2 separate regions of the Mus musculus genome follow, and region 2 is linked to region 1. A link is a loop called in an ENCODE intact Hi-C map of the cell type or tissue named here. Cell type or tissue: gastrocnemius. All regions are shown on one strand. Links, peaks and the distances in the headings refer to the core of each region. The heading gives the core; the rest is flanking DNA. Region 1 has its middle 17 kb from the start of Gm35155. Region 2 holds the start of Gm40271 (predicted gene, 40271).

What was found. Peaks named below come from ENCODE experiments on the same cell type or tissue, not always from the same donor. Only the 100,000 strongest peaks of a DNase experiment are listed, where the experiment ranks them.
Region 2: a loop joins it to region 1, with 1.8 times the contacts of the local background. A loop is called at or near these places in 6 of 42 quality-filtered maps.

What each region holds. Positions count from the first base shown.
Region 1 is chr12:12,803,410-12,819,601 of GRCm38, reverse strand. No RefSeq gene overlaps it. Among named protein-coding and RNA genes, the nearest start is that of Gm35155, 17 kb to the left of the region's middle. In gastrocnemius, for the core only: no CTCF peak of the experiment used is centred there; DNase peaks (open chromatin) are centred at 6,552, 8,483 and 9,319; H3K4me3 peaks cover 906 bases; H3K27ac peaks cover 829 bases.
Region 2 is chr12:12,897,806-12,913,997 of GRCm38, reverse strand. It overlaps Gm40271 (predicted gene, 40271), which reads right to left and starts at 4,581. Exons shown (of 2, transcript NR_168679.1): 1 at 4,390-4,581; 2 at 969-1,209. It also overlaps the pseudogene Rpl36-ps3. In gastrocnemius, for the core only: a CTCF peak has its summit at 9,489; DNase peaks (open chromatin) are centred at 7,479, 8,586, 9,275, 10,305 and 1 more place; H3K4me3 peaks cover 963 bases; H3K27ac peaks cover 2,526 bases.

The DNA.
Region 1 (16,192 bases), core at 5,151-13,150:
CAAACTGAGGAAATCAAGATCATGGAAGAGGAAAAAAGGCTTCTTGACATTTCTAGGGATTTATTGAACCATCCCTAGAAAATGTGTAACATAGACAGAAATAAGTGTCTGAGTCCCAGTCACCTAATGTGTGATATACCCTTGATGTCCCAGTGGCCAAGTTATGATATACATGGCATGTACCTTATGGAGAGTGTGGCCTAGGTTTGATTTCTTATAAAATAGGGACATTTACTTGCCTTTGTTTTAGGGCTGTCCATAGCAGTGGGACAATGTATGCAAATGAGTGAATATATCACCTATCAAGAGTTGTATCAGTCTACATCCCCATCTGCTTCCAAAGGGGAGGAGAATACAGAAATTAGGATGCATAGCTTAGAGCCAGACAGTCAGGGTTCTAATCCTAGATCGGTTATGCCCTAGCTCTGTGATCTTGGGGGAGTTATTTTCTGTCCCTATTTCTTAAGTACTTCGTCTGTGTAATAAAGACAACACTTACATTGTCTCATAGGGCTGATGTAGAGATTACATGAAAACCAGACAAGCTGATCCGGAAGAACTATGACTAACTGGTGGTTTGAATGAAAAATATCCCCTATCGGCACAGGCAGGCATTTGAATAGCTGGTCCTCAGTTGGTTCCACTATTTGGGGAAGTTTGGATGCTACAGCCTTGCTGGAGGGCATGTGTCACTGCTAGGGTTAGAGTTTTGGAGTTTAAATTCCCCCCTTATTTCCAGCTTGCTCTCTTTGCTTCTTGCTTGTGTTTGAAGATGTGAGCTTCCTGCTGTGGCCACCATGCCTGCTACTTGCTACCATGATTCTACACCATGGTGGACTCTTACCTATCTGAAACCACAAGCCAAATAAGCCCTGTCTTCCATAGGTTACTTTTGGTCATGGTGTTTTATCACAGCAACAATAAAGGTAACAGACACACTACAATATCCATCAATGCTTACTGAGTGCTTGCTGCTGTTGCTGTCGAATAACCATTCATTGTTATGGTAATGTAATAATAATGTAATAACATAACTGCATCTTCCAGAATCTCAAAAGCCCAAGCTTCCAGTAGAAGGTTAGAAGTTAGGGGTTTAGAAGATGGTCAGTGGGAATGCTTACTGTTTGCTCAGTCTCGAGGATCTAAGTCCAAACCCAATACTTATGTATAAAGAAAGCCAGACATGGCAGTAATCCCAGTGTTGGGGAAGAGAGACCAGTGGATCTTGAGCCAGCCTACCTAAAATGCCATGCTTCAAGTTCCCTACTAAACCCTGTCTCAAGGCAATAAGGTTGAGAGTGACAAAGGCAAGCACTCCTGGCCTCAGATGGGTGGACACAAGTATGTACCTCCTACACGCATGCGCAAACAATACTACATATACTTCACTTTCTTCTAAAGTGAAAAAAGATTTAAATTTTTGGCTTAGTGGACAGTTCTTTGAGTTTGTCGTAGCTGGAGATGCCAGGGAAAGTGGTGAACCAACTACTTTTTGTGGAACACTGAAGAGAGGAGCCCTGTTGAAGGGTAAGGTGGAGCTAGTGTCCCCTCCATGTTCCCAAATAGCACTGGGAAGTTTTTTCAGTGTCTAAATAAATGTGTAAGAAGGCACCAGATGTCTTCTTGAATGAGTCAACCCTTCTCTCATCACATTCCCTCATTCAGAGGTTGATGTTTGGGGTCTTCCTCCATCACCCTCCACCCTATCTTTTTGTTTGTTTTGTTTTTGAGACGGGGTCTCTCACTGAACCCAAAGCTTGATAATTCAGCTAGCCTGGCTGCCCAGCCAGCCCCAGGGATCCTCCTGTGTCTGCCGCTCCAGAGCTGGAATGGTATGTGTTCTGGTACTCCTGGCTTTCACATGGGTGCTGGGAATCAGACTCAGGTCCTCATGCTGGTACAGTAAGCACTGAGCCACATCCCTAGACCTCTTATTATTTCTCCTATAAATAAGAAGAAAACACCTCAAATTGCTTCACCTCTATCCTGAATCAAGTTGCTTCAAATCAAGAGATCAGATCAAAACTTCACCTTGAACACTATGCAGAGCCAGGTCCTTCTCTGCCCTATATACACCCTTGTTTCTATTCCCATACCTTGGTTAAGTCAGGTATGAGTTTCAGTTAAACAGGGACCCAGGGACCCGGCCATGAGAGATGACAAAGGCCTAGAACCCAGGACTGGAAAACAGAAAGCCATGATGCCAGACGTGTGTAAGAGCAAACGAAAGGAGACACTCTGAGGCGGGATTGTGGGCAGAGAGAAGAAAGCAGAGCCCCAGGGATTATGTGTCCCCTGTGGGATTTATGGGAGGTTCTTGGAGCTGGCTCACACTGATCAGGTGACCACAGAAGCCATGCAGCTGGAATCAGGACCACAGATGGCCTCTGCCTGGAACAGTAAAAGGAGCAGATACCTACAATCTCCAGCACCGAGGGCAGAATCCCAGGGAGGCTCTAGCATGATGACACTTTAGGAAGTCCCATTTTCCTTCCTGGTAAAGTGAGGTTATAAAACTTGCACAGTGCTAGTTGCACAGGTGGTTAGTTGATGCGGACACATCACATAACACACAGTGATGGAACACTGCATCCAGGTCGCTGTGTTGGATTGACACTCTCTGGTCATTACAGTCCGACCTTAACTCACTTGCTCACCCAATAAACATTACTGAGATAAAACTGTAGGTCAAGTCCATACCACAGATGTTCTGGGATGCGGAGCACAATAAGCTGGGCATATCATTCCATGTATGAAGATGTCTTTCCAGCTTTGTCTCCAAGGCTGAAATATTGGTGGCCCTTCTAAGATTCCTCACTAAAGGTAAAAGGATGGTTACTTGTTGACAGTTTCGGAATGGAGACAAAGGGCCTGAGAGTGAGCTGTGCAAGAACAGCTGGATCACCCAGCACTCTATGCTCATGGAGAATTACTGTTTTAGTGCTGTGGGCAAGTGTTGACTTTGGGGTTACAAAAACCTTTTAGCCAGGAGGTGAATTTGCAAACTTAAAATCCACAAATAATGAATGTGTCTGTGGGGACTAGATAGAGCTAATATAGATGAAATTTTCTGTTTAGTTCTGTCTTTTTTCTGAAACTGTGGATTGAACCCAGGGCCTTAAATTAAACATAGATTATAGGATTATTATTTTTCCTCTTATCTTTGTTTTATTAATATTTTATTTCATTTTTTAAAAAATATAAGATCTTTTCATATAGCTAAGGACGGCCTTGAACTTCTTCTTATCTTCCTATATCTAGCTCCCAAGTGCTGGGTTCAAAAATATGTACCACCCTGCTTGGAAATTGTAGGATTATTAGTGATGCTTTTTTTAAAAGTTGGATTTTGTAAGTTATCATACAAAATAGGTTAAGTTACTTACCATATTATAATAATTTTCCATATTTATTGCCTTAATTTTTAAAACATATTTATTTATTTATATGTGCATGTGCATGTGCATGTCCATGTGTGTGTGTGTGTGTGTGTGTGTGTGTGTGTGTGTTATGCCTGCATGTATGTCTGTGCACCATGTACTTGTCTAGTGCCTGGCCAGACACCCTGGAATTTGAGCTACAGATTGTGAGTGCTAGATATCCCTGTCCTCTGGACCATGGGCCAGTGCTCTCAATCACCTATCAATTCCCTAGTCAATCACCTATCAATTCCCTAGTCAATTACCTATCAATTCCCTAGTCAATCACCTATCAATTCCCTAGTCTCCAATTATTTTGCCCTTACTGAACCCCACCTCCACTCATTTTTTCTTCTCTATTTTTTTTCCTCTTGTCAGAACTGAAGACAGGATCTTATGCATTAGGCAAATATTCTACCAAGCCACACTCCTGGCCTTTATTGTTGCTTCTGCTTTAAAGTTTTTAAATCACTTCAGGGAAACAAACGAACAAAACTAGACTTTGCCACTACCTTCCTTGTCTTAGCAGTTGGAGGATACACTTGGACACAGTGGTAGACTGACTGAGTTGGGGTCCGCAGGTCCCAGCTTGGAGTCTTCCATGCTGGGTTATTGAAAGGACAATGGAGAAGAGCTGTGAAGAGTTGGAAATGTCACCTCAGTATTGCTGTCTGTGTTCCATCTCACCAGACACACACACACACACACACACACACACACACACACACACACACACAGAGTTCTCACTGGGTGACATTCCCTTCATGTAGTAATTCCTCAACTGACCTCAGCCTTATTGGAAGCTGTGAAACACAGCTTCCAGCCTTGAGGTGATGGAGAACTGGAGGATTAAATTAGTTAAAATGTGCAGTTCTAATATAGAAGGTCTTCTTCAAAGTGGGCTGGCTAATTTGAAGGAAACTGATCAAGGAAAAGAGAGTGAGCTAGTAAGAGCAGTTGTTGACCTAGGCATGGTACCTCACATCTGCAATCCCAGTTTTTGAGAGGCTGAGATAGGAAGGTTGCTCTGAGCTTGAGGCTAGCCTGGGCTACAGAGTGAGTTCCAGTCCATTCTGGTCTTCAGTGTGTGTCCCTGTCTCCAATAGTCAAGGGGGAAGGGGGAGTAATTGCTTCAAACTGCGCTGAAGACTTATTCGTTTCCTTTTCAAGGGCATTGTGCAAGCTCAGCTCACCTGTGCATCACCCCATGCTTCACTGATTGTTCTACTAGGCTAAAGGGAAAGACCAGAAAGTTGCCCATCACTTCCCGGGAACAGGAAATTCCAGGTCACAAAGGTTGCTTACATTTTTACCTGCTTTGCCTCCAGATCTGAAGCTTATTTGAATGGCTTGTTTGTCTAACTCAGCTCGGCTCAAATCAATCTTTCATGGGTCCTCCTGGCAGAGATCACCTTGGGTCAAAGGCCAGAGGTCATCATGCTTCTCCAATACCTACCGGCTTGGTAAGAGTGCTAAAGTGGACAATTACCCAGCAATTAGTGAGGGACAAAGGGAGGTGCTTCAAAGGACTAATTGGAAAAAGATGAGAACTGTGTGTGCTCTGCTGCTTCTGCGGGACCATCTTTATGGCGGCCCCCAGGGGTTTCTAGTCTTTCCTCAACTTGGCTTTCCCCACTTTCTTTCTTACTTTCAAGGTAAGGTCTCACTATGTAGCCCTAGCTGTCCTGGCACTCACTTTGCTGACCATGCTGGCCTTTAACTCACACTTCTAAGTGCTAGAATTAAAGGCATGTGCTACCACACCATGCCATAGTAATTACAGCCAGCATAGGTGAGTTGATGCTCAGGTCTCCCTTGAGTCTTCAAGAATTGCTCCTAGGATGTCCCTCCCTCTCTCGAGCCCGGGTATGCTCACACAAGTCATGTGTTGTTCTTCAACTCAGGAGACCTAGATCTGAGATATCATGGCAGGAAGATTCCCTGAGGACTAATGAATATATAGGACTAATGCAGAAAGATAGAAGAAATCACTCAGAGAAGCTTGTACAAGTTTCAGAGCCTCACAGTGCAGTCTAGGTCTCTTTGGAATTGTACTACTCTTGATTTAATACAAAGTCAGAGTGCTTATAGCAACAGGAAACCACCGATGAAGACCCTGAGGTTCTATGCAAAGACTGACTTGAAAATCTCAGCATGCCACAGGTCCCAGGGTTGTGGGTGCTGGAAAAAGGGGCAGGCTACTTACATAGGCCTGCGTTTCAGGCATGGGGAGAGGGGGGTCAATGCACACAGGTCTCGTGGGCTTTGAGTTCTGGAGAGGCAGCGAGCTGCTCAGCAGTGAAAGGGTATGACATTTCCCCAAGAATACGAATCCCTGAGATACGGCTTCTTTCAACAATGCCCACCCCATGGTTCCATGTCAAACCTCCTCATGTTCCTCTTCTTCACCAGGCTTTGACATACGTTTTTAGCCGCATTTCTATTGTGAGATTTGAAAACAAGGGCAGACAGAGCTGAATCTACAAATGCAGGCTTTGCTGGTGTTTTGTTAACTAAAGATTCATAGCAACATGTCCGTTCATAAGAACTGTGTCCTACAGGAGCGGACATGGCTGATGCAGTTTGGAGATGAAAATGCCTTAGAAAAGGAATGCCAAGGCTATCCCACCCTAACCAAGGCTATCCCACCCTAGACACACTGCCCTTTCTCTTGTAAGCAGAGGGGGTTATCAAAAAGCACAGGCCTGACTCCTGGAGTGCTGAAGGTCTTTCACTCCAAATAGTGCCCCTCCTTGTGCTAGGAGGCGGAACAAAGAAGATTTGTAATATCTGCCATGTGCTGAATCTAATGGCCATCAGATCTCCCCCACTTTTTTTTTAAAAACAATATTACAGAGTAAGCAATAGGAAAAAAATTTAAATGAGCACAGGGCAATGGGGTAATTATCCAAAGTCCAACAGCTAAGTGACTGGACTGGGATTCAAGGAAGTGGCGTCTGTCTTGTGGTTTCTATTGGGTCACACTTCATCGAAGCTCATTGTCACAAGGAAGCATGGCATCCCTGGAGGCCACAGAGTGGAATGGAGGCAGCTTGTTTCCGAGGGTGGGGGAGGGGAGGGAGAAGCCAGATGCTCCAGCCATCTCAGGTCACGTGAAGCCTGATCCTTTCTCAGCTTGATTTGACCTAGAACTGGGAAACAGATGGGACCATGCTGCCCCAGGGTCTGTGGGAGGCTGCACACACACATGAGTCCTGCCTGTCACCGCTGCCTCTGCTAGTGCTGCTGCTGCTGCTGTTGAGAGTCTGGGGCCCACTGGCCTTACAACAGCACTCCAGTGGGCGCCTTTGGACTTAATCTTTACTAGGAATTTAGTGGTAAAGCTAGAGGGCTCATCCTTTCTGAGAGCAACAGAAGACCCAGAGCAAGTGCAGGGCAATGAGACAGATGTCAACTGATGCATTATAAACAATGTGGCATTGTCCCAGGAAAGCACAAGGTCCCAGGCAAAGATAAACAAGGGCTGGAGAGTGGCCTCCTGGATTAATAACCATCCATTAGCAGAGACTCATGGTAGACATGGCTGTTCAGAAATTCCCTCTAGTCGATGAGTGGGGGACCTATTATTATATGCATGTGAAGTTATCTAGCAAATGAATAGAGATCTACCCATTTATTGAGTCAATATTCACTTACTGTTGAGGACCAATAGTCCCTCTGCCAAGGACTGAGGGATTTCTTGGATCGTGCTTTCAGCGCTTTGTTACCCAGGACTTCACTGGTCCTCTCATTCTCTGTTGATGGAGGCTAGAGCAGCCCCTTAGTCTCACTGGGCAGGTGGTGGAAAGCCAGACTCAGTCCCTGCTTCCAGGAACGCATGCAGGTAGTCGTGGCAGGTAATCTGATGGGGCCATGAGCCTTGAGTGGCAGCTTTTCATAAGAGGACCCAACTCTAAAAGTGAGATTCTTTGGCAGAGACTCAACAGCTCTCTACAGAAAGTCCAGGGTGGGGAAGTCTTTCGGTAACTGGCGGTTGGGATGTCTGGGGTGAAGGCTTAATGCTTGTACAACAATTCCTGGTTCAAGACATTATAGGCAGTGGCAGGGGTGAAGTTGGGGGACAGGGGAAACACTGGGGATTTATGGGGGTTATTAGAAAAGCACTAGAGCTAGTTAAGAGATGCAGTTTATGGACTAGAGAGATGGCTCAGTGGTTAAGAGCACTGACTGCTCTTCCAAAGGTCCTGAGTTCAAATCCCAGCAACTAAATGGTGGCTCACAACCATCTGTAATGTGATCTGATGTCCTCTTTTGATGTGTCTGAAGACAGCTACAGTGTATTTACATATAATAAATCAATAATTTTTTAAAAAAGAGATGCAATTTACAACGTAGGCAACATTACGTTGTGGAAGACATTTTTTTCTTGTTTATGCTGGGAGGAAAAGAATTAGAGATTCCTAAATATTTCATTCACTCGAGAATCCTTTACTCACCGTTCTGTGATCTACCAAGTGTTGTGCTAGGGCAGCGGTTCTCCACCTTCTTAATGCTGGAGCCCTTAAAATAGTTCCTCTCGGTGCGGTGATCCCCAAACATAACAGCAGTTTCATTGCTACTTCATAACTGTAATTTTGCTACTGTTATGAACCACAATGTAAATATCTGATATGCAGACTATCTAATATGTGATCGCAGTGTGGTCTTGACTCATAGGTTGAGAACCACTGGGCTAGAGAAATGCCTGCAGGCCGAGCGATCATTTCATTCTCTAAGCACTGCAGAGGAGATCATTTCATTCCCTAAGCACTGCAGAGGACTGGAGGCCCGGCAACCAGGTGATGCGACAATGGGGCTGTGGCTTTTGGTAGGACAGTTATTCAGCAGGGAATAAATCAGTGCTGGCTCCAGCCTCTGCCCTTTTATCTGTTTTTCTTTTATACCCTCCCCTCCAAAAGACCTTGAGGACTGCAGTCGATCCCACTACAAAACAGTTACACAATTCCCCAGGAGAAGGCACATTTCCACCTTGGCCGTGAATAAGTCCTTTCTTCTCTCTGACACTGCCCAGTGGAGGCCCAGGCTGGAGGGTTGGGTCCGGTCTGCTCTGGAGGGGAGGGCTGAATAGCTGTTTGCTTTTTCATTAAACAAAGTCTGCTCCGCAGGGCTTGTGGTCACAGGTGCTCCTGGAGCCCGACAGAGCAGGTATTACAATTCTCCTCTGGCATGCAGGTGAACAGCACGCAAGCAGCCTCAATAACGGTGGTCTTTTTTTTTTTTTTTGTGGGGCTGCCGTCCCATAAATGACTTCTTTGAAGAGGCTGCCCGGGGACTGCGGGACCCTCCCTACAGCACCCACTTGGTCACTGGTTCTGAAAGCTAGATTGTCCCACACGAAGCCCTGCCCTTCCTTCTTCGACATTCCTCATGCTGACCATTGTCTGTAGAAAGAGGCCATTGTCTACCGCTGACATATCTGCTGACCGAGCCGCATGAAACAAGGGGAGCTTTGGGGAGAAAGCAATCCACTAGAAATAACAAAACCCCAAGCTCCGCCTCAGAGGAGGCTCAGACTGGCCTGGTCAATTTCCTGATGGCTGGTGTTCCTCCCGGGAGGAAGTGCCCACCACCACGGGAGGGAGGGTCCCTTTTATCTTTGGGTTGGAATGACACCATTCGTGCCTTTGTGTCAACAGCACTGAGAGGCCTTGTGGAGGGTTATGTGGCTAGTGCTGAAGAGAGCTTGTTTGAAGAGGGAAAAAAAAAAAACCTATCACAGAATGATGTTTACCCAGCAGGCTGCTCCTGCCAATGCAGACTCTAATGCCCGCTGCAGTCAGATATACCCGCTGCCCAGGCTGTTTTGGCTTGCCCTTGGCCTTGGGTGCTGTCGGGCCAGGAGGGCAGGCAGCTGGCAGACACCGGAGGTTGGTGCCAGCTATTAACCATGGAAACTCGCCTCTGCCCTGCGTAAACAGCCAGGCTCTCTTCCAGCCTGCCCCACCCCCAGCTTCCTCCCTGCTCCTATCCAAAACTAAAGGCTCACTATGCCTGGGACCGCAGAGGCTTCGGAACCTTGCCGGTGGCCTGGCCACCGGCATGTGTCTGTCAAATTTTAAAATATACTCACTTTGGTTCAGGGGAAATGTTTTCGGGGATTAAGCAGCAGAGGCCCTTCTGATTCAAAGGGTCACCCCCAGGACCTGGGCCAGGGGCTCTTTAGAAATATGGATCTCAGCCTGGTGAGGCAGTGTAAATGAGCGTCTGGATCATAGGAGGAATTCTGGGGCTACATACAGGTGGAAGGAAGGACCAAAGGAACGAAGGGACGAAGGGAGGGAGGGAGGGAGAGGGAGGGAGGTAGAACGGGAGGGTAGAAGAGAAGAATCCCAGGCCTTATCCTGCTGGTTCAGAATTTGCATGTTAACCAGAGCTGCTATATCTGTACTCGCCCATTCAAGTCTAAAAAGCAGTGATCCGATCAAATAGGTTCTCATACTGTCCACCAGGATCCCCTGGTCCTGGCGTCTCAGACCTAGAGAACAGACCGAGTTGCTCCGTTCACACTGTTAAGAAGCTGTGGCTTGAGCGCAACCAAGACTGGCGGAATAACCCATACAATTCCTTAGGAAACCCATGACACTCTTTCACTGGCCCCAGGGTGAGAGATGCCCTTTGGTGCGTCTGATGTAGTGAGAGAGTGTGTTAGATGGCATCTTCATCAGGAAGTCTCCCTGGTGTTCTAGAAGAAGCCTATCTGTGACCCTAGAGGTTGACGCTGTATCATCACGTTCTCCTCTGATTACAGGGGTGTGGATCTCTGCCCTCGCATCTTCTTAAAGTGAGTTGGGTGCTAGAATTTTAACGTTTCCCATCTAGTCCCCATGCCCAGGCTCTTCCCAGCCACTGTGGCTGAGCTGAACCTCAGTCCCCTCCATCCACATCTGGCAGGCCTAACCACTGGGAAGTCAGAAGGTGACTGTATCTGGAGATGAGGTTTTAATGCACGTAAGATAGTTCAAATGACACAAACCCTAAGCCAGGGTTCTCAATCTCTGGGTCACCACCACTTTGTGCATAGAAGGACCCTTGCACAGGGTCGCATATTAGATATCCTACATATCAGATACATGTATTACAATTCATAACAGTAGCAAAATTTACAGTTATGAAGGAGCAGTTAAAATAATTTTATGGCTGGGGGTCACCACAACATGAGGAATCGTATTAGAGGGTTGAAGCATTAGGAAGGCTAAGGTCAATTGGTGTCCATATAAGAGTCTATACCTGGGTGGTGGCTCAGTTGATAAAGTGTTTGTTGTCCAAGTCATGATGATGCAAGTTTGATCCCCCAGAACCAGTGTGACCCAACTAGCCTATAATACCGATAGCTCTGGGGAAGTAGATTTCCAGGGCTCAGCAGCTAGCTAGTGTGGCTGGATCTCTGACTTCCAGGCTCAGTGTGAGAGAGAAACCTAGTCTCAAAAAGTAAGATGGTGAGTGACTGAGGAAGATCTGATATAAATGTCATATGACACATGTGCATGTGTACAGATGTGAGCATGTATATCCTTACACACACACACACACACACACACACACACACACACACACACACAGTGCTTGCAAATAAATACCCAGGGTAAAAATGAAGACAGCTTATGGGTCAAGGCCTTAGGAGAGAAACCAACCCAACTAATGTGTTGATTTCAGACTCTTGGTTTCCATTATTACGAAGAAATTCTGTTCTGTTGATTCGGTCATTCTAGCTGTGCCTTTAGAATGGAAGTCCCAGCAACCGCTGCACCAGTCTGTTAAGTGCTTCCTGGCAAGCTTGGATAGCAAGTGATATGTTTTGCTGGATCTTAATGTCTTGGATAGTCATCATAAGCTTGTAACATCTCATGCTTAGCATATGTGGGCGGTCCATCACATTCTGCTTTGCCTCAGGAATAAACGTGGGCTGAGAAAGTTGTCCAGAAATCCTTTGCTGTCAAGCATGAGACCAAGGGCACAGGAAGTGGTGTGTGTGATTTTGTCTGGATATTGGACTCTTTAGGAGTCTTCCAGTAACCAGGTCTTCATACTGTCTTTCTCACAGACAAGAGTAGGCTGTTGTCTCACAGGTGAGCAGCTCATGGGCTCAGAGGTCTGCAGAGAACAGAATCTTTAGGTTTCATCTGTCAAAACTTGTCTTCCAGGATCCAGGAAAAGATGAGCATGCTCTGCACAGGCTAGATACCCATGAGTTTCTGTTCTGGCCTCTCTTTATGAATGGGATGTATTGAGTCTATCCAGAAAGATGCAGCAGGCAAGTCACCTCAGAAAGACAGTGGGGAATAGATTATACTGTCAGAAGGGGCTGGCTTGGCCTGAGGCTGGCTCCTAGATCCAAGTTGTTCAGTGGACAGTCTTCATGTGGCTAAGTCAGGTCTGAGCCATGTCCTGGGGGGAAAAGCATCTACATCTTGTTATTCCAGATGCCTTTTTTGGCATCTACCTCCTATTACTTCTTCCCTTTTCTTCTTCTCTTCTCTTGCTTTCTCAGAATAGGGTTTTACTATATATCCCAGGCAGGCCAACTTCTCATGATTTTGGCTCATCCTCCTGACTTGCTGCAGAAGTATGATGATCTGAGTTTGATTTCCCCAGAACCCATGTGAAATATCTGGATGTTGTGACACTAGCCTGTAATGCCAATGCTCTGGGAAGATGGAGTTTCAGGGTACACCACCTAACCAGTCTAACTATCTGCCCTGTGCTGGAGGCTGTACCCTGTGACCTGGCAACCTAGAGTCAGGTAGAACTTGGTCATGTTCTTGTGAAGGTTTGGCCTTAGGGAAGAGAGCAGAGCAATGGAGGAACAATGCCCAGAGCACATGTGCACCATCGGAAAGTACATAAAGTCTACAGAATCTAGGGTAAGCCTACACTCACTCAGCGAAGGTCTCATTGAGGAAACATGGGACAGCTTATTGGAGAAGAGGCATGGTCAAGAAAGTGTTCTAAGATGAAGAGGCAGAAGAAGAAGAAGGGGGAGGGGGGAGGGGAAGAGGAAGAGGAAGAAGGAGAGGAAGAGAAGCATGCATACAGGCATACAGGCATACAGGCATACAGGCATACAGGCATACAGGCCTGGGCTCAAAGGGTCCGCAGTGTATGTGAAGAGTGGGGGCTACCACTCATGGTCAGCCGCTCAGCACAGCGCAGGGATGCCCGTGTTTACATTCTTCCTTGTCTATTCCCCTCATAGGAACTCGTTTCCCCTTGTCCAGCTGGCTCTTGCCACTGTGGAACTTCTGGTCTGGAACAGGCAGGCACTAGTGGCGTTTTCTGTAAAGGGTCAGACCATAAACATTGCTGAGTGTTGCAGGCTGTAGAGCCTCGTTCTCAGCCCCTTGCCTCTGCCACAGGAAGGGCAAAAGCAGCTACAGGAACAGCTAAGCAAGGCTGGAGCTGGGCAGCAACAAAACTGTCAGGACACAATGGTAGACTAGGATTGGCTGCTCATAAGTCAGAGTTAGCCAACCACTGGTCTAGAAGGAGAGATAGATAAGGAATAAGTCCCAGGAGGCAGTTGTAGCCTCTGTTAATGTGATTCTCCTCCCTGTGTCTGGGCCTCAGTGTACAGAGCTGAGCTCCATCTTTAGCTCAAGAGTTACTTCTTGCCAGTATGTTCTAAGTTCCTCTATGTTTAAGTGCCCTTTCACATTCCCATGATCCTCTCTCCATAGGCAACTGTCCCAAGGCATCTGCTCTGAACCTTCAATGTGACTCTCTAAGCTGTGTCACTATGTGCATTGCCTTTTTTTGTGTGTGTTTTCATTGATCGTCTGCCTCCAAGCATGTCTGTGTGAGAGTAAACTGCCCTGTGGTTGCTGGGATTTGAAGCAGGGCCCTTTGGAAAGGCAGTCAGTACTCTTAACTGCTGAGCTATCTCTCCAGCCCTGTACATTGCCTTTTAAAGTATTGCAAATAATATTGTGCCATCAACTCTCGTGCTCGTAGTGCCTCATCCCATTCAGTTCTTAAAACTCTGACCTGAAGGAGCTGGAGAGATGGGTCAGTGGTTAAGAGCATTGGCTGCTCTTCCAAAGGACCAGGGTTTAATTCTCAGCACCCACATGGCAGCTCATAAAATTTACATGGTGAGAGGCAATATTGCAGAAGTGCTTTGCCAGGGAGTGGGAACTTTTTCCATCTACATTTAGGGAAAAATAGCCACAGCCTATGTGCTATTCTCCTCTGTGTGGCAAAGGGATCCGGAAGTCCTCCCTAAGGAAACCGAGTTACTCACTGAAGTGGACATGTCGGCCCTGCTGGGTCAGCACGCAGCACTGAGAGAAGAGACATTTGATGACGGACCTCAGTGGGGTCATAGGCCAGAGTGAAGCCAGCTATTCACTCAACCCTGGGACAAATGCCACAATGAAGGGGGCATGCCAATCAGGAAATACAGGTGCACAGAGCAACCATATAGTAAACACATAGTGGGTGAGGAGGTAGCATCAAAGCCAGAGCCCATGATGAATGGAATGTACAATGGAGATCTGCAGCATCTAGGACAGACCAGATGTATGTTCAGCTTAGAGTCTGTCTGTTTGTAACTTTCTTGCTCTTTCTGTTGGTTTTCTTTTCTGCTGACCCTCAGGCTGAACTCTTTCTACACTGAAGACTTGGGAAGTGTGATCATTGAGTTCGTATGTTATCTTGACCATGCTACAGTGCCCATTTAGTCAAAGACCAACGTAATGATCCTTGTTGCAAAGATATTTTTGTAAAGATTAAGATTAGTGTTAAAGTCAGTAGCAGATAAAGAGATTGTATTACCCTTCAGAGTTCAAGAGAAAAGGTGTACATCCCTTTGAAAGAAAACTTCCATCTCAAGACTGCAGGCAGCATCAACTGGTCTCTGAATCTCTAGCCTGGCGTGTGGCATTCAGACTCATTAGTATCTACTGTAGTCATGATAGACAATTCTTGTATGTGTGCCATATATGTGGTATATTTACATGTGCAGCCATGTGGAGGCTGGAAGAAGATGTCAGATGTCCTACTACATGATTCTGTGCCTTATATCTTTGAGGCAGGGTCTTTCACTGAACCTAGAGCTAGATGCAAGTCTCAGCAAATCCTAGAGATTCTCCTGTCTTCACCCACTAACACACTGTATTTTCAGGCATGTGACTACAGGCAGTTATATAGGTATTGGGATTTAAACTCAGGTCCTCATTCTTGCAAGAGCTCTTACCCACTGAGCCATCTTTTTAACCTTATAGATCCATTCTTTAAGTCAAATCTTTTTCTTTTTCTCATGTATCTATCTCCTATCTATCTATCTATCTATCTATCTATCTATCTATCTATCTATCTATCTATCTACAATCCATCTACTATCTGTCTATCTCTCATCTATTTATCTTTGTATTCATTCATTATCTATCTATCTGTCTATCTATCTATCTATCTATCTATCTATCTATCTACAATCCATCTACTCTGTCTATCTCTCATCTATCTTTGTATTCATTCATTATCTATCTGTCTGTCTGTCTGTCTATCTATCTATCTATCTATCTATCTATCTATCTATCTCTTTACCTACCTATTTACTTATTTTTCTTATTGATATTGCTTCTCCAGAGAGCTCTGGCTAACATCTGAGGGTCAGGGCAAACTGACCTCAAGGTAAGACCTTTCTCATAATTTGAAACCTTGGCCTCCACCATTACCCATCACTCATTAGGCTGAGCTGAACCACAATTTGGGTTTGTGTAGAAGGCACAATAACTCATGCCTGAATCCATGGTAAGAGGCCAGAACTTGTGTCTAGCCCACTGTGCCCTGGCTTTGCTTATTCAGATTTCAGTTCTAGTTGCAGTAGATTCTAGAATATGGTTTCTTGTTTTTCCTGAAGTATGTCATTGACGCAGGGAACACCCACTGCTATCTTGGCCCACTATGGGCCTGGGAAAGCCTTCCTTTTCTGGGGCTTTTTCTCAGACAGGCTCTCTCTAGATGCATCTCTCCTTTTCCTTCTATCAGGAACTCCAGATGAGGTGATGGCCTTGAGACTCAAATGAGGTCCCTCCTCCGACATGCAAAGCATCTTCTGAGGCCAGGTTGCAACTTCCCTGGCTGTTTCAACTGTCTTTGCTTCTGGGGTTTCTCCTCTGTATCTAATCCTAGACATTTTGTCTTCCTCCTGTGTCCTGGAAGTGTCCTGTGGAAGCCATGAGATATTCCAGATAGCTGCAGGTCCTAAGCAGAGTCTGAAAACCTGGTGCCAAGTAACTGGGTGACCTTGGACAAGTTCTCTGCCCTTTGGTTTCTTGGAACAGAATTTCTGTATGTCAGAGAAGTGTGGGTTAGAGGAGACTGTCATGCAAATGAAGTCATTATTATTCATCACACAGCAGATAGAATTCCCAAGGGCAGGGAGGGCACCTTAGGACTCTCCATTTCCTGTCTTTCTCAGGCAGCAGGTCTCCTGGGACTGTACTGATGCTCTGGTCATGAACTTGGCTCCCACTCCAGCACCGTGTTTCTTTGGCAGTGGGCAATGCAGTGACCCTAGCTATCCATTCTGTTCTTCTGCTGAGAAAGCTAACCCAGGTCGGGGAATGTGTCTAAAGGGCTTATTTGCCACTTTATTTTAAAATAAGACCAGTTAAAAAGATTGAAAGGATAATGAAGAGAGATCATTTCAAATTCTCCTTTATTTGGTTTCAGTTTTTAAAGTACTGGGAAACATGCTTTTAAGAAAACATATTCTTAAGAAAAGGTGTGACAAATGTGCCTGGTGTTTGACATGT
Region 2 (16,192 bases), core at 5,275-13,274, 94 kb before region 1:
TCTGTGCTCTGACCCTACGAGATGCAAGATTCTACGAGGGTACTTTGTGGGTGCCATGCTGTCAACAGGGGTCCGGGAGGGCAAGCCATGCACTGTAAAAATAGATCTCATCAGGGGCACTATTCAGGACAACCTTGTTGCAGAATGAGGATATTCTCCTGAATATTTAAAAATGTTTTGCTGAGTATGGTGATACATACCTACTTTATCTTACCAGAGGCAGGGGCAAGGGCAGGGGCAGGGGCAGGGGCAGGGGCAGGGGCAGGGGCAGGGGCAGGGGCAGGGGCAGGGGCAGGGGCAGGGGCAGGGGCAGGGGCAGGGGCAGGGGCAGAAGCAGATGGATCTCTATGAGTTCAAGGCCAGCCTGGTCTGTGAGTTCTTAGCCAGATAGAACTACACAGTGAGAATCTCTCTCAAACACTTTAAAATAAGGGATAAAGAAAATTACTCAGATGTAGCAGAGGATGGCCTAGTTAGTCATTAATGGGAGGAGATGCCCTTGGTCCTATGAAGGCTCTAAGCCCCAGTGTAGGGGAATGCTAGGGCCAGGAAGCAGGAGTGGGTGGGTTGGTGAGCAGGAGAAGTGGGGGGAAGGGATAGGGGGTTTTCAGAGGGGAAATCAGGAAAGGGGATAACATTTGAAATGTAAATAAAGAAAATATCTAATTTTAAAAAAGAAAAGAAAAGACTCAGGAGTTAAAAGCACTTGCTATTCTTACGGAGGGACCTTCGTTCAGTTTCCAGCACCCTCATCATGGCTCCTAACCATCTTGATACTCTAGTACCAAGAGATCTAATACCCTCTGGCCTTTGTGGGCCATGAAGGCATGGTGTACATACATATACATATGCACATAGAGATACATACTAGTAAGACAATCATATGCATAAAATATCTTTATAAAATGATTAGTATAGTAAATTTTATGTGATATGTATTTCACCACAATAAAATGTCAAACTCTGACTGACAGTAATAGTATGTGCCTTTAATCTGGGGGGGAGGGCAGATTCTTTTGTAAGTACAAGGTGGTAGACTACGACCCTCTTTCATATTAAGCCAAAACAATGAAGATAAAAAAGTCTATGCCCTCAGTCTCACATGTTGTGGCAGGCACTCAGAGGCCACTGTATTATTCTTCACTGCAGAAACTTCTAGTGGAGGGTTGGCAAGATGGTTTGGAGGGCAAAGGTCATTGCTGCTCATCTCTGAAATCCATGAAAAAGTAGAAGAAAAAAAGGGGCATTTATTATTTATTCATGGAGAGAAACGGAGGGTGAAGACTTCTTGTCTCTTCTACTCCTTTAGGGGAATCTATTTGATTAGGGCTCACTAGGTTAGCTAGCGACTGGAGGATGGTGGGACCTGCATGCTCAGATACTTGAAGCTTCGTATAGCCATGCACTGGCTTGCAATTTTGCCTGAGAAGTTAATCGAGTACACATGTAATACAATGTCATAAAATGAAGAATACGATGACACTTAGAGGTAAAAAACAAACAGTTCCAAGAATCCCAAGGAGGGAATAGACACATTGATATAGCTTCAAGGAATATTCAAAGGCTTAGGTGGGCCTTTAAGGACCTTTAACAATCCTGTCCATTGAAACAGTTTTTTTTTTTTTTGTAGGAACCATCTTTTATTGGGGGAGGGTTCATCAATCCTTCTTGGCCGCCGCCTTCCTCATGGCTGCCAGCACGTTGCTCAGCTCCTCCCGCTTTCTCTTGGCGCGGATGTGCGTGCCCACCTTCTTCTTGATGAACTTGAGTGCGCGCTTGTCCTTGGATACTTTGAGCAACTCCATGGCTCGCCGCTCGTAGGGTGCGAAGCCGCACACCTCCCGGATCATGTCCCACACGAACTTGGTGTGTTTGGTGAGGCGCCCGCGTCGCCGGCTGTGTCTCGGCTTACTGACGTTTTTTGTCACCTTGTGGCCCTTGTTGAGGCCCACGGCCATGGGGTAGCGCAGAGCCATGGCTGATGCTCTCCGATGGCGGCCGGGACAGGAAGCTGAAACAGTTTTTAAATTATGGCGTGGTGTACGGCCATGTGTATACCTGATTATGGGCATTCATGCAGTAGTTCAAAGCTGATGTCTGGAATCTTATTTCAATAACCCTCCACCATTATTTATGTATTTATTTATTTGTGAGTGTGTGAGTGTGTGTGTGTGTGTGTGTGTGTGTGTGTGTGTGTGTGTGTGTGTGTACATGTTTAGGCACATGCCGCCACCTTATTTCCCAGGACAGTCTTTCTCAGTTGAGCCCAGAGCTTTAGTGGTATTCCTAGTCTGGCCAGTGAGCTTGTTCCAAGGATCCCATCTCCACTTTGGATTATGGGAGGGTGTACATAGGTTCTAGGTATTCAAATTCTAGTCTTTACACTTTTTTAAAAAGCACTTTAACCACTGAATCATCTCCCCCAACCCTGAGTGGGACAAGGTCTTGTGATGTAGCCCTCATCTGACCTGAAACTCAAACCCAGGCTGGCTTTGAACTTGTAGCAAACCTGCGTCAGTCTCCTGATTGCTGGAATTACAGACATGTACTGCCACATGTACCCAAAATTCTATTTTATATTTCTCGGGGGTTTTTTGAAGGTGGTCTTTTGGTCTTCCATGAAGAAGTTTGTATCACATCATTAGCCTACAGATTACAAATCTGTGAACTCTCCTGGGAATAAACAGAGCACTGTCTGGGAACTTTGGTAAATTAGGTAGAAATTTGTCCGGTGCATGAGTGGAGTGACTTCTCGGTGGAGGACTGAAGGGAACTGCCAAGTCTTTCTTCCAGAACAAATGGTGAGATCGCTGTTTTCTGTAACCCAAAGCCCTTGCAACAAATAGAGTCCTCTCCTGCTCATTATCTTGTCATTAAAACCTCTGGCTTGATGTGTTTCCCTATAAAATAAACCTGAGATCTTATTCATACGGAGGGAAACGCAAAGGCAGGCTCTCCTGTGCATAAAAGGACCCAGTGTAAAGGAGCTTTCTCCTGCCTCTTCAGTTTGATGATGGGATCTCATGGCCAGACAACATTTTTTGACTGGTAAGTGCAGAAACCGCCCTCTTGAGTTACTGTTGAGTGAATGAGAGCCTTTGTTTCCCCCCAAAGAATTAAAAACCTATGGGCCTCCCCCACACAAGCAGGAGCAGGTTTCACACAGCGGTGTTGGGATTAAATGACTGTATCATGAGGAAAGCCAGAACAATGTGTGCTCACATTTTAATCATTTACCAGGCATTCCAGTCTCACTATAAGTTTTACCCACAGCTAGATGACTCGGTCAGGAATGACTGGCTCTAGCATTCTCATTTTGTGCCACCTTTCCACCTGAAAGTAAACTGCTCCACCAGAGACATCTAACAGACAGGATCCAGAGTCTGCGAGCCGGAAGGGGCTCCCTGACGGCTCTAGAGAGTGTGGTCCTACTCCTTCACGCTGCAGGTTTCCAAGTGAGGTTCAGAGAAGGGCAAGCTGCACAGGGTCACTCCCAGGGACAGAGGCATGCAGAGATCAGAACGTTCCTGACTCCAGGTTCTCATTTTCATCAACTACCAGTTTTGACATTTCTCACACTCAAAATGATATTCGCGATGCTTGCTTTCTCGTTATTGTTTTTGAGACAGGGTCTCTTGTAGTCTAGGGCTGTCCTCGAACTCTTAAATGTAGTCAAAGATGACCATTTGTTTCACTCTGTGTGTGAGTGTGTGTGTGTGTGTGTGTGTGTGTGTGTGTGTGTGTTAGCGTGTGCTCACACTTGCTCTCTCTCAAGCAGGGACGCATACTCATGCCATAGTTTTTGTGTGAAAGTCAGAGGACAACTTTCAGAGCTTGAGTTATGGGTTCCGTGGATTAAACTTGGGCTTTTAAGGTTGGTGACAAGCATCTTAGCTCGCTGAGTCATCTTGAGGGCCCTAACCTTCAACTTCTCCTCTTGCTCGCCATGCTGAGAACACAGGTGTGGTCCACATACTCAGTTCATTGTGTTGGGGGTTGAGCCCAGGTCTTTGTGAATGCCAATGGAGCTCCTTGCCCTGAGCTCAACGACTGTTTTGAAGTAAGGCTCCACAGAAAGACTGCAAAGTATAGGATAGGAACCCCACCCCACCCCACCCCCAGTTCTTCACTCAGGCAGCACCACGCTGGCATTCCTGCCCTGCGTGCCTTTCCTTTCTCTGTGCGAGGCAGGGTCGCTGTCAATCTCTCGGACTCGTTAGAATAGTACAAGGAAATGGCTGGGAGAGTGCTGTGACGCTTTGGGAGTGCTAAGCGAATGCAAAGCATAATTATGCGTGTGAAAACGGCTGCTTTGCTCAGTGTAAAACAGAAGGAGGGGGGAATCAATGAGAAGGGTGATGAGGTGCCCCAGAGGTGGTGTTCACTTACAGACACTGCATCCTTCCACATGAAATGGGTCCTGTAGACAGATACTGGAACCAAGATATTACCCAAAAGACAGCAGTGGGACTTCTCAAAGGTGGCAGGAAGAATGGAGTGAATTCAAGAGCAACTATGCAGCCTTGAAATGAGAAGAGCATGGAGCTCAGTGCTGACATTCACTGCCTGTGTATCTCTGATGGAGAGAATTCATCTGTGCCTTGGCTTGTCCTCTGATGTACCTGTGATGTCATAAGGGGACATGAGTCCAATGAACATTACTGATGTCCTTTTTCAATGGCCCTTAGTGCAGTGTGTGTATGTGTGTGTGTGTGTGTGTGTGTGTGTGTGTGTGTGTGTGTGTGTGTTTGCTTGTATATGTGTTGCAGGGATAACCACCAGAAAACCATTCAGACAGTTTGTAGACAATTGAAAGTCTTTATTCCAGCTGGCTCGGACTACACTCTGGTATTCAGAACTCATGTGTAGCTCCAAACATTTAGGGTAAAAGATTGTTAAAGGCAAAAACCACACCCTGGCATCTACAGGAGGAGATTAGTACAAGCCAGCCTTTTAACAGAAGTTGAGGTAAGGTAGCTGGGGCATCTTGACCTTGGGATCCTAAAATAGAGTTTGATAATTTTCCATCAAGGAGATCAAATTCAGATTAAACCTGAAATGGCCTCAGTAAGAACTGTTTGCGCTGCCTTTGCCCTGTCACAGATGGGGTGACATTTGTGTTTAGGCGCTCATGCCCATGCACACAAGTTTGGAGGCCAGGAGATGTCAGAAGATTTTTTCCACTGTCCTTTGTCTTGTTTCTTTGTTCTTTATAAACTTGGAGCTAGGCTGGGCATAGATCAATGAGCCCCAGTAATACTTTAGTCTCTGCCCTCTACAGCTCTGGGGCTCTAAGTGTGTTAGAGGTCATGGCTAGTATTTTATGTGGGTTCTGGGGATTTGAACTCAGATCTCCAGGTTTGCACATCAAGTACTCTTACCCACTGAATCCTTTCCATAGCTGCTCTATCATACATAGCATGCATGAGGCCTTCGTATTTGAGTCTTTACCTCCTTGCCCACAAAGCCAAAACTTGGGTGTGTGTATGTGTGTGTGTGTGTGTGTGCGTGTGTGTGTGTGTGCTGTGAACAGTGTATTCTGTGCTGATAGAGATATGAATTAGGAAGAAACTCAGCCCATCTCCCAACATTTGCATCTCAGTTCATAAATCCCTTCCCACTGATTTAAAGGGTGACTAGAGAAGGAAGAGGCCTCTGGTATTTGCAGTTTGGAGGATTTGGAGATCTTCTTCCCTCTAAAACCCATCCTTGACTTAACTCTGTGCCTACCACATTCTGTTTGGCTGGAGGGTTGTGTGATGTCTTGGACTTACCACTGTATGCCTGGTGACAGATACTTAGTGGTTTTATTCAAGAAAAGTTCAACCAAATACTGGGTCTTGCCAACTACCAAAAATAAGAGAGATGCTTCTGTCCTGCATCCAGGTCTCCAGTGCCTGACTCCAACACTATGGATCCTTCGCAAGGGACACCATTACCTCTCCTGGGATGAGCCCCCACTCCTTTCCAGGGCACCCCCTGGGTCCTCTAGCCTGGCAGTCCTGTTTGTCCCAGGTGCCATTACCCACATCCCTTGTGAAATACAACCATGGGCACTAGTTAGACACTCAGTATCCATGTGCAGGTGTTCCTCAGTTCTAGTCACTCCCCTGTCTCAGCATCAGTGTACAGCTCACAGTTGGAGCTCATGGAGGTGGAACCCAATCCACTTTACCCTAATGGAAATATGTCTAATATTAGTGACACTCAGGAGTGTTTTGTTTTGTTTTAAGATTTATTTATTTTATTTATGTGAGTATACTGTAGCTGTCTTCAGACACACCAGAAAAGGGCATCAGATCCCATTACAGGTAGTTGTAACCATGTGGTTGCTAGGAATCGAACTCAGGACCTGGGGAAAAGCAGTCAGTACTCTTAACCACTGGCCATCTCTCCAGCCCATGGAGTTTATTTACATTGTTATTTATGTATGTGGAATGGGAAGAAACAATCACTTCCAGCGCCCAAATTTAATTTTTCCTCTTTGATTATTTCCTCATTTCCTGTTGGGAAGGAAGAAGCGCTCATTCACCCACTCACCCACCCACCCACTCACCCACCCACCCACCCACCCACTCATCCACGAGATCTTCCGAAAGAATTCAGACTTCTATTTGACAGTAGTGGCACATGCCTTTAATCTCAATAATTTGGGTGGCAGAGGCAGGCATATTTCTGTGAGTTCTCGGCTAGCCTTGTCTACAAAGTAAACAAAGTGAGTTCCAGGACAGCAAGGACTGTTAAACAGAGGACTCCACCCCCCCCCACTCCACCCCCCCCCCCCCCAAAAAAGGGACTTCTTATTTCACCTGGATCTAAGCAATCTTTTATAAAAGTCACAGTTGAGAATCTCAGCTCCCCACAAGCCTTTTCTCTTCGGAGCTTCTAAAGGATAAAGATCTATTTGTCTCTGTGTGTATGTTACAGAAAAATGAATGGGGATTTAATTACAGCAGCTCATTTCCTAAAAGGAAGTCCTATTTACGATGTACCATATGTTTCGCCAGCAGCCATACCCCCAGGGCTGCAGTCTTGTCAGATCTCCTTAGATAAGCAGGGTCCTGCTGGCCTGGCCTAGCAAGGACCCTGGGAGGACCTACAGAAGGGTCCAGGAAATGTGTGTGACTGTTGGGGGTAGGTGGACCAAGGACTACTGCTGGGTACCAGCCACAATGGGTGCTCCCTAGGCTCCGCAGAAGACGGATTCAGAAGTTTAAACAATCCGTGATGATTAAAAATTGCCTGCCTTTTTCCCTCTACTTAAGAGGTTCTTGAGGGGAGCAAGTCTCTCTCTGATCTTGCCTCTCACGTTTTAATTCCTTCTCTGCCACGTCTGAGCCAGTGCAGATGGCTCCCTGGAGCTTGAGAAGCTTCTAGAAGGGATCCTGAAAGGGGAGGGGATGTGGATATTGGGGAAAGAGCCTGGCTCCAGCCTACTGTGATTTTAATGTCTACTGCTGTCCATCTGTCATGATGCCCCCGGGAGTAGGTGCTGGGAGTGTGAAGATGGATCATGCTGTGCGCAACCAATGTGGGGAGGCTTGGAACCTGCTAATCCCGAATCAGTTTTCCGGATTCAGGGCCATAGGCTTCTCTTTCAACCCAGGCTTCCTTTACCTTTTCAAGCGTTTCCTTGTTCCCAGCGTGCCCTGTTCCTCTTGCTTCCTCTCTGTGTTCTCCTTTAAAACTCTATGCCTAGAAATACCTTTAAGTTCTTACATCCTCACTTTCTCACCTCGGCTCTGGGCCCCTGAACTACATGGCGGTCAATGTCATGGGTCTAACACTACTTCCTGAGAGTCTTCTGAGAATTTGCTTTTTCTGAACTGGAAGTCGGTGTAGACAGTAGCGCCAGGTCAACTGGTAAGTCTTCCTATTTTCCACTAAAGGAATCCAGCAGGCCTCCAGGATAGCTATCTTCACACAGCATTCACCTGCCCAGAAGGAAGAAGAGAAATAGGTGAAGCCAGGAAAAAATAAGTAGCCTGTTGGAAGCTTAAGATAATGCTGAAATACAGCGTCTGTCAGCCCCTGGACAGAGATGCTGAGAAGAGCAGACTGAGTTTCCAGATACCAGGCTGGAAGGGATAGTTAGGGAGATGTCTGTCTATACCTATATCGGCTGGCCTCCCCTCCCCTTTCCTCTTCCTTCTCCTCTCCTCTCCTCTTCCTTCCCCTCCCTTTTTCCTGCCTCCTCCCTTCTTTCCAACCCCCTCCCCCTTTCTTTTCTTTCTTTGCCTTCTTTTGTGCTTTTTGAGACAAGGTCTCACTTTGTAACCAACACCTGGCTTGAACTCATGGTAATCCTGTCTGTTTCCTCAGTGTTCATAAACTTCTGTATGCTCCTCTGAGTGGCAGGAGCAGGTAATATCTGGGGATCTAGGAGCTGCTGGGGCTAAGAGTTCACCAGTTCACAGAAGGGGAACTTGCCCAGAAGGTGCCCCTGTGCACTACAAGCTGATGCCCACCCACCTTCCCTGCCCGGATGCCACTGGTTACTTTTTCTTAAAGGACTTGGACGGGGGCCTTTCTCCGACTCCTCTCCAGCCCGTGGCTGAGCCAGCCAGCCTCCTCTCTGCATTGTCTTGGAGAGAGGAATCACCTGGGATTTAGGCTCATTTTTAACAATGTATCCTCATTTCCTGGGGACTAACAGCTTTGTGAGGGTCTCTCAGCAACCCGCGTCAAGGGGGAAGGGGATGGGACTCAAGATGCCTTTTGCTAATTAGAACCCCTTCAGCTCTCCTGTTACACAAGAATCCAGGGCACCACATGACCCTCTGCAAAGCTGCCTTTTTTTTTTTTAAGGTATTTTTAGCCAGAATCAAAGGGTGAGATTTTTTTTTTTTTTTCTGCTCAACTTTGCAACTGTAAGGCTGTGAACCTCATCTCACATTCTCCTTCCTTTTCTATAGATTCTACTGTCCTTACCCGGTTTCTCTATTTCTTTCTCCTTCCTGGAACTCTGCATGCGTGTGTGCGCATATGTGCACGTACGTCCATGCATGCAGGCGCACATGAGGGTGAGTGCATGAGCTCCTGTGTGTAGGTGTGAGGGCCTGGCGGGAGTGTGGCCGCGGTGCCAGGCAGCCATGCTGCATCTCTGGCTGCTCATTGTTCAGTTCCGTCTCCATGGTGACAGGAGCAGCTGCTCCATTCTGGGCCTTGGCTTGGCTGTGCAGGGCGGCCTGCCCGCCCGTCTGCCCGCCGGTCCACCCTCCCGTCCTCCTGCCCAGCCGTGGGAGCTGCCAGCTCTACGCCCTCCCGCTGCCCACAGGCCTTGCCAGGCTGGGCGCAAGAAAGCGTGTTTACTAACACCATCCACATGGCTCCTGGGGCACCGTGGCTCTGCCCAGAAGATGTCAGGCCCAGGGCACCGGGAGGTGGGCCTGGAGCCAGGCTGTCTGTAGCTGAGGGAAACCAGGCTGGCCAGCGGCTGCTGCTGCCGCCGCCGCCGCCTAGGTCTGCCAGCGCTCCCAGCCTCCAGGCAGGGTTGCAGGCACTTGTTCAGGGGCCCCAGAGAAGCCCTCTCCGAAGTCTCTTTCCCCCTTCCTGCCATGCTGTTTAATACTCTTCTCAATGTGCCCTAGTCCTAGTGTATTCCACCTGGTCATTTTACCCCTGGCAGTCTCCTCTGGTCCCCATAGTGGAATTATCCAATCTAACACCTTCACAGGCTTAAATTAGGAGCTGCCAAGTGGGAGGGACCTGAAGGATGTAGTCCTTTGAAATAACAGGCAGAGGGAGGGCAGGGTTGTGTCTACACCCCATCTGCCCTCAGAGGCCTGGGTGGGCTCTCCTGTGTGGCCCTTTTGAGCTCTGCATTCTTTCCCTCTGCTTCTCTTTCTCCTCCTTCCTTCCTTCTTCTCAGCCTCTCCTTCTCTCCCCATCAGTTTTTGTTTTTTTTTTTTTTCCGTGAAGGCCTCTGTTCTCTGTGTCTGTATGTCCATATGTACGTCTGTGATTGTGTGTGTCTCCGTTTGTGGTTTGGTGTTCTGGTGGGTGTCAGTCTCCCATCTGTGTAAATGTCACTAGTTCTGTGTGTCTCCCTCCATCTGTGTGTGTCCATGTTCCTGTGTGTATCTTTGTATGTGTGTATGTGTCAGTGTGCTTGTGTGTGTGTGTTTCTCCCTGTGTGTATATCTACTTATGTCTCCATCTGTGTCTATGCATATAAGAGAGAAAGATGGACCCCCTTTAGGAGGCTAACGACAGTCCTTCTTGGGAATGTCCCCACAGCCTCTTACTGAGGTCTAGTTCCCAGATCCTGGTATCAGAGTCTTGGAACCATAGGCTAACTTCCGTCATCCCTCCTGATGATTCTGCCAGCCTGGGACCCTTGGGGACTTCTGGGACCTGTTTGTCCCAGCAGTAGATCTGTAGCTTCCTGAGAGCCTATGACCCTCTACTGTGTGTGCACAGTGAAGCTTCATAGTACCTGACCTTGTGAAATGTTTTTCCTTAGAAATTTCAGTTGGCGCCAGGCAGTGGTGGCGCACGCCTTTTAATCCCAGCATTTGGGAGGCAGAGGCAGGCGGATTTCTGTGTTCGAGGTCAGCCTGGTCTACAGCGTGAGATCCAGGACAGCCAGGGCTACACAGAGAAACCATGAACCCTGTCTCGGAAAAAAAAAAAAAAAAAAAAAAAAAAAGAAAGAAATTTGGGTTGGTTATAAACCTGAGAGCAAGCAACAATTAGGTCACATTGATATATCTTGAAAGCACTGGTGGTACTCACTGAGTGTCCCACCATGCCAAGGTCAGCCACTCTGTCCACATTTAAGCCTATTTCCGGCCATATTCTGCCCCTGATTGAATCTCAGCTTCCCTTCAAACTTTAAGATGTGTGGCCTATGTGATCTAGGGAGGGGCATTCGAGGAAAGAATCAATGAGGTCCTTGGGTAGTGGCACCTGTTGCAAGCATTTACTAAGTGTCTGAGACCTGCTAGGCTTAGGATAAAGTGCCATCTATACCAGACATTTAAAAAATGCCCTCAGGATTCCATATGACAGAAAATGACCATATTTTGCATATTGGGAAGTGTGGCTTAGAGAATTTAAGTGACTTACCCAAGACCACACAGCTAAAGAACCTGCCTCTCCTTCCTGGGCCATCTTGCCTCATAAAATGGCTGGGTATCCCTTTGAAATGGGGCTGCTCAGAATCGTTCTCATGGCTGCTTTAAGTCTCCCCCACAGCTGCTGCCTTAGCCAAGCCACCTATCTTTTGACTGGAACCCAAGAATAGTCCCTTATCTCCAAGTTTGGTGGTTTGAATGTGCTTGGCCCAGGGAGTGACACTATTAGGTGTGGCATTGTTGGAATGGGTGTGGCCTTATTGGAGGAAATGTGTCACTGTGGGGGTGGGCTTTCAGACTCTCCAATGAGACTGTCTTTCCTGGTTGCCTTCCGAACAAGAAGCAGAACTCTCAGCTCCTTCTCTACCACCATGTCTGCTTGCACACTGCCATGCTTCCAGCCATGAGGATAATGGACTGAACCTCTGAAAGTGTAAGCCAGCCCCCATTAAATGTTTACCTTTTCTGATTTGCCTTGGTCATGGTTTCACAGCAATGGGAACCCTAACTAAGACACCGAGTTTCCATTCTCCTCCTGCCCTCTGACTTATTTTATATGCCAAGGGAGAACCCTAACACACTCAACACTCAACACAAAGCAAGTCACTGTCATATAATCCCAGCACTGAAGCCTGAGGCAAGAGAACCGGCAAGTTCAAGGCCAGCCTGGGCTACATAAAGTCTTTCTCAAACATGATATTAATAATAATTACCTAATATATGTAACATGATCAACGATTATGTGTGTAAATGTATCTCCCCTAGGGATGGAGGGAGAATAGTGATTTAGATAAACTACAATGTGGAGTTAAGTGATCACTGAGTGAACTACATAACGTGATTCTTTTTCTATCACAAACCAGGCATCCCTATACATACATACTCGTATGTTGTAAATGTTGAAATCAAAGAGAAAGCCCTATAAATATCTAAAAATCTAGGGCATGCCAGGATGTCAAAGGCAGTTACCTGGGGTAGGAAAGAAGAGAGGATTGGGCAGTAGACAGATTAGTTTTTCTTTTTATTTATTTTTTAAATAATTTATTTTGTATGTCTCTATGATGGCACTGGATCCCCTGGAGCAGGAGTAACAGGCAGTTGTAAGCTCCCATATGGGTGCTGGGGATTAAACCTGGGTCTCCTGGAAGAGCGGCCAGTGTTCTTAACTGCTGAGCCATCTATCTCTGCAGCCCAGATTATGTTTTCTTAATTCCTCTCTGCGTTATTTCATCTGCTAACACCATCACATAGTACTTTTAAAATTATGATTATTATTTGAAGAACAGTCTCATTTAGCCTAGGCTGCCATCAAATTTATTCTGTAGCTAAGCCTGGCCTTGAACCTCCTGCCTTTGTATTCCAAGTGTTGATTATAGGCCTGTATTACCATATCTAGGTTTATGCAGGGCTGGGTATTAAGCCCACTGCTTTATCATGCTATTGCTATAGAAACTGAATCACATCCCAGCTACTAAGCTTTTTTTCATTTTATTTCTTTTCATTTTCTTTTTTCGAGACCTGGCTGTCCTGGAACTCACTTTGTAGACCAGGCTGGTCTCGAACTCAGAAATCTGCCTGCCTCTGCCTCCCGAGTGCTGGGATTAAAGGCGTGTGCCACCACGCCAGGTTCTTTATTCCTTTTTTTCCTCTCCTCCCCGCACCATGTGTTGGGGTACATTCTTACTTTGTAGGGAAAGTTGGCATTGGACTCATGTTAATCCTTCTTTCTCAAGTACAAAAGTGACAAGTATATTCTGACATATTTAGCTTTACCTACATTATTTTAATAACTTTAAAATTAATAAATAAGAATTCTAAAGACCAGTCTCATTATTTGCCTTGTTATTTAATATGTTCCATAACCCTCACGGCTGACAGAATAGTATCCAAACTTAAAATGGATCACAATATTCTTTGGACTCTGCTTCCAGCTGCTCCCTGCTTCACCATAGCTACTCACCATGTCTTCTTTGACCACAGTGAATTCCATCAGTGTCTTTACTGTGTCCAATTGTCTTACCCCAACACTGTACTCATAACCCCTGAGGAATTGGCTTATACCTTACTCCTTCAAAGTGCCTTCTGTAAAATGGCATCATAGCTGTGTTTGTATTTATTTGGGAGAGGAGAGAGGAATGAGTTAGAAGATACTTCGAGATTGGGGATGAATGATGTTTATGGAAGCTATTTTATAGGAAGAAAAACACCATAATAATCTTTTATTGCCCTTGTTTTGGGGGTTTGTTTTGTTTAATTGTATTTTTGCTTTTTTGTTTTGTTTTTTGAGACAGGGTTTCACTCTGTAGACCAGGGTAGACTAGAACTCACAGCAATTACGTAATTATCTTAGCCTCCTAAGCCCCCTGACAGCAGATATAAGTCATCATGGACAGCTTGTGCAGAAATGGTTTTTGTGTAGTGTCTTGCTAGAAGGACCAGATGGCTAGCCAATGGCATAGGGAATGCTTCTAAAGACAAAGTATGAGGTATACCAGATGTCCCAGATTAAGAGCCCCTAAGTGTCCGAATGGGGATTCTTTGGTATTACACACGAAACATTAATGCTTTCTGTGTTAAAAGCAGTTAATATTTGCAACCAAGGGATAAAAACAACATGAAAAGGGCCCCCAGGGACTAGAGAGTTAAACGTTTGTTAAAAACTTGTTCTGGTCTTGTAAAGGACCTGAGTTTGGTTCCCAGCACCCACAATAGGTAATTTATAGCTGCCTGTAATCCCAGCACTAGACTCCTCAATGCCTCTGTGTGCTCGCTTCACCCCCCCCCAACACAAACACACTCACACACACACACACACACACACACACACAGAGTCATACACATACACACTAAAAATAATGGGGTACATTTAAAAAAAAAAGAAAGAAAGAAAGGAAAACCATCTCAAAATCACAATAAAGGAAGAGAAAGGCTTTCATGGGCCCTAGATAAATGGGCTCTTGGGAAAAGTTGCTATTTATTTATTTATTTATTTAAGATTTGAGGAAGCTTTTGTGGTACAAATCACCCATCATCAGCAATGAGGTTATCAGAGTTCTCTACTCCTCTTTTTCTTGCTAGTTTGCTCATGATGGTGTTAAACATGCTGGTCCCTCTCTGGGCCTTAGTTTCCATCTCTGCTTGTGCTTAGGTTCTTTCTAAAAGCTCCGTGTCACTAATATTGGAAGGATATCTCTTCTGAAAGGCAGAACCTGTCTTGTCTGGAACTGCATTGCCAGAAGCAATACAGTAACGCCTTTAATAAAAAGGAGATGGAATTAAAACCAATAAATTGACATTGATGCACACACTGAAAGATCGCCTGCCTAGAAGAGCCAGACAGTGACTTGTGAGAGAAGTAAAGGTGTGTTTCCTCAGAGGAATGTTGAAATCCTTCTGGCATGCTGTAGTAGTTTATGGGGGAAATGAGCCGATCAATGGTTGGCACTCATGTGTGTCCCTGAGTGTATGTGTAAGTACTAATGCTATACATTTTTATATATTTTGGTTGTTACTGTTCAAAGTGAGTTGGTGTCGTGTGTAAAACTGGGAGAGACTGAAGTTGGTATATAAACTGAAGGAAATTAATCTATAGAATATGGTGATTATGCCTATTTATGGGAAAAAAATTTTAAAGTCACATTTTTAGAATTAAGCAAAACACAACACACCTTTTGTATGCCCTGATAAGTCTTTCTTCGCCTGAAACACAAAAGGGAAAAAAATTGTACAAAAACAAAACAAAACAAAACAAAAGGTTTAAGTTTCTACATAAGGAGCCATCTCCCTCCCTTCTGATTAGGTGTTATTAGAGCTTGAAGTTCTAAAGGGACCTTTTTTTATTAAAGTGGTTGTGGGTGGGTGAGGGAGACTTTTGGGGACTTGCTTCTCATGGCCAAGAAGCCCTTTGGCAAGGAGCCTTCTAGGAAATCTCACCCAGGAATTTTCTTTCTTGTGAGGCTTGGAAGGCCTAAGTATTCCCACAATACCAGTCAGGCCACATTCTCAAAGCCTGCATAGCAACCAAAGAACACTATTTCCAGTTTGTGAGCTGGAAAGGACTTAGAAATACCTAAACCCAGCCCTTAGTGTAGAAAAAGGTGTGTGTGTGTGTTTGTGTGTGTGTATGTGTGTATGTTTCAGAAGGGCCAGGTTGGGACCCAGGCCATGGATACTCTTCTCTTTTCCTTCCATGGAGTGTGGTTAGGGGACTGTAATGTTAGGAACTGGAGCCAGGCTGGCATGAAGATTTCTGGCATTCTCGACTGAGGACAAAGCCCATTCCAGCACGTTTCAGGTCCCCAGTGGAAGTATCACTAAGTGACCTTGGTGTTATTGCATATGTGGATAGGGCCAGCAGGGGAACAGGGAGGGACACAGCAGAGCCAGAAGGAGAAACCTGAGGGAAGGTGCTGTTGTGTACTGGGAGGGTAGTGTGTGTGCATGCATATGAGAGAGTGTGTGAGTGTGTGTATGTGTGTTGGGAGGTGCTTAGAGACTTTCTTCTCTTCCAGGCTTTGGGGAGGGGCAGACTGGTGTCATGATGTCCCTCTGCAGCAAATCCTCTTTATGCCGACTGACCCCACATAGCAGCTCACAACCATCTGTAACTCAGTTCCAGGGGATCCCATACCCTCTTCTGACCTCTGCTTGCACCAGGCATGCATGTGGTGCAGAGACATACATGCAGGCAAAAACATTTATACATACATACAAAAAAAAATTCTAAATGACAAACAAAACCCTCCAAACTGAATTTTGGCATAGAGAGAAAAGATGATATGGGCGGGTGGTGGCTAGACCATACTTCTCTTGAATTCCCAGCCTTCTGGGTACTGTTCTCTTGCCTTTAGCCTTATGCCCTTCACCCGTGGACAGATTGATTCATCTAACAAATGCCTGGGAGGAAGAGCAGCTAACTGTGCCCTCTCAGTTCCCAGGACACAAACAGATGCTCTCAATTCTCAAGAACAGAAGGACAAGGTCAGACATGGATCCGAGGGCTGACCTCTGCATCTAGGTCGTCTCTAAGATAGAGCTGACAGTCACCTCAGGCTCAGGGAGTCTGTCTCAAGAGCCCCCAGTTCAAGCAACTGACTCCTTCTGTTATACACTGC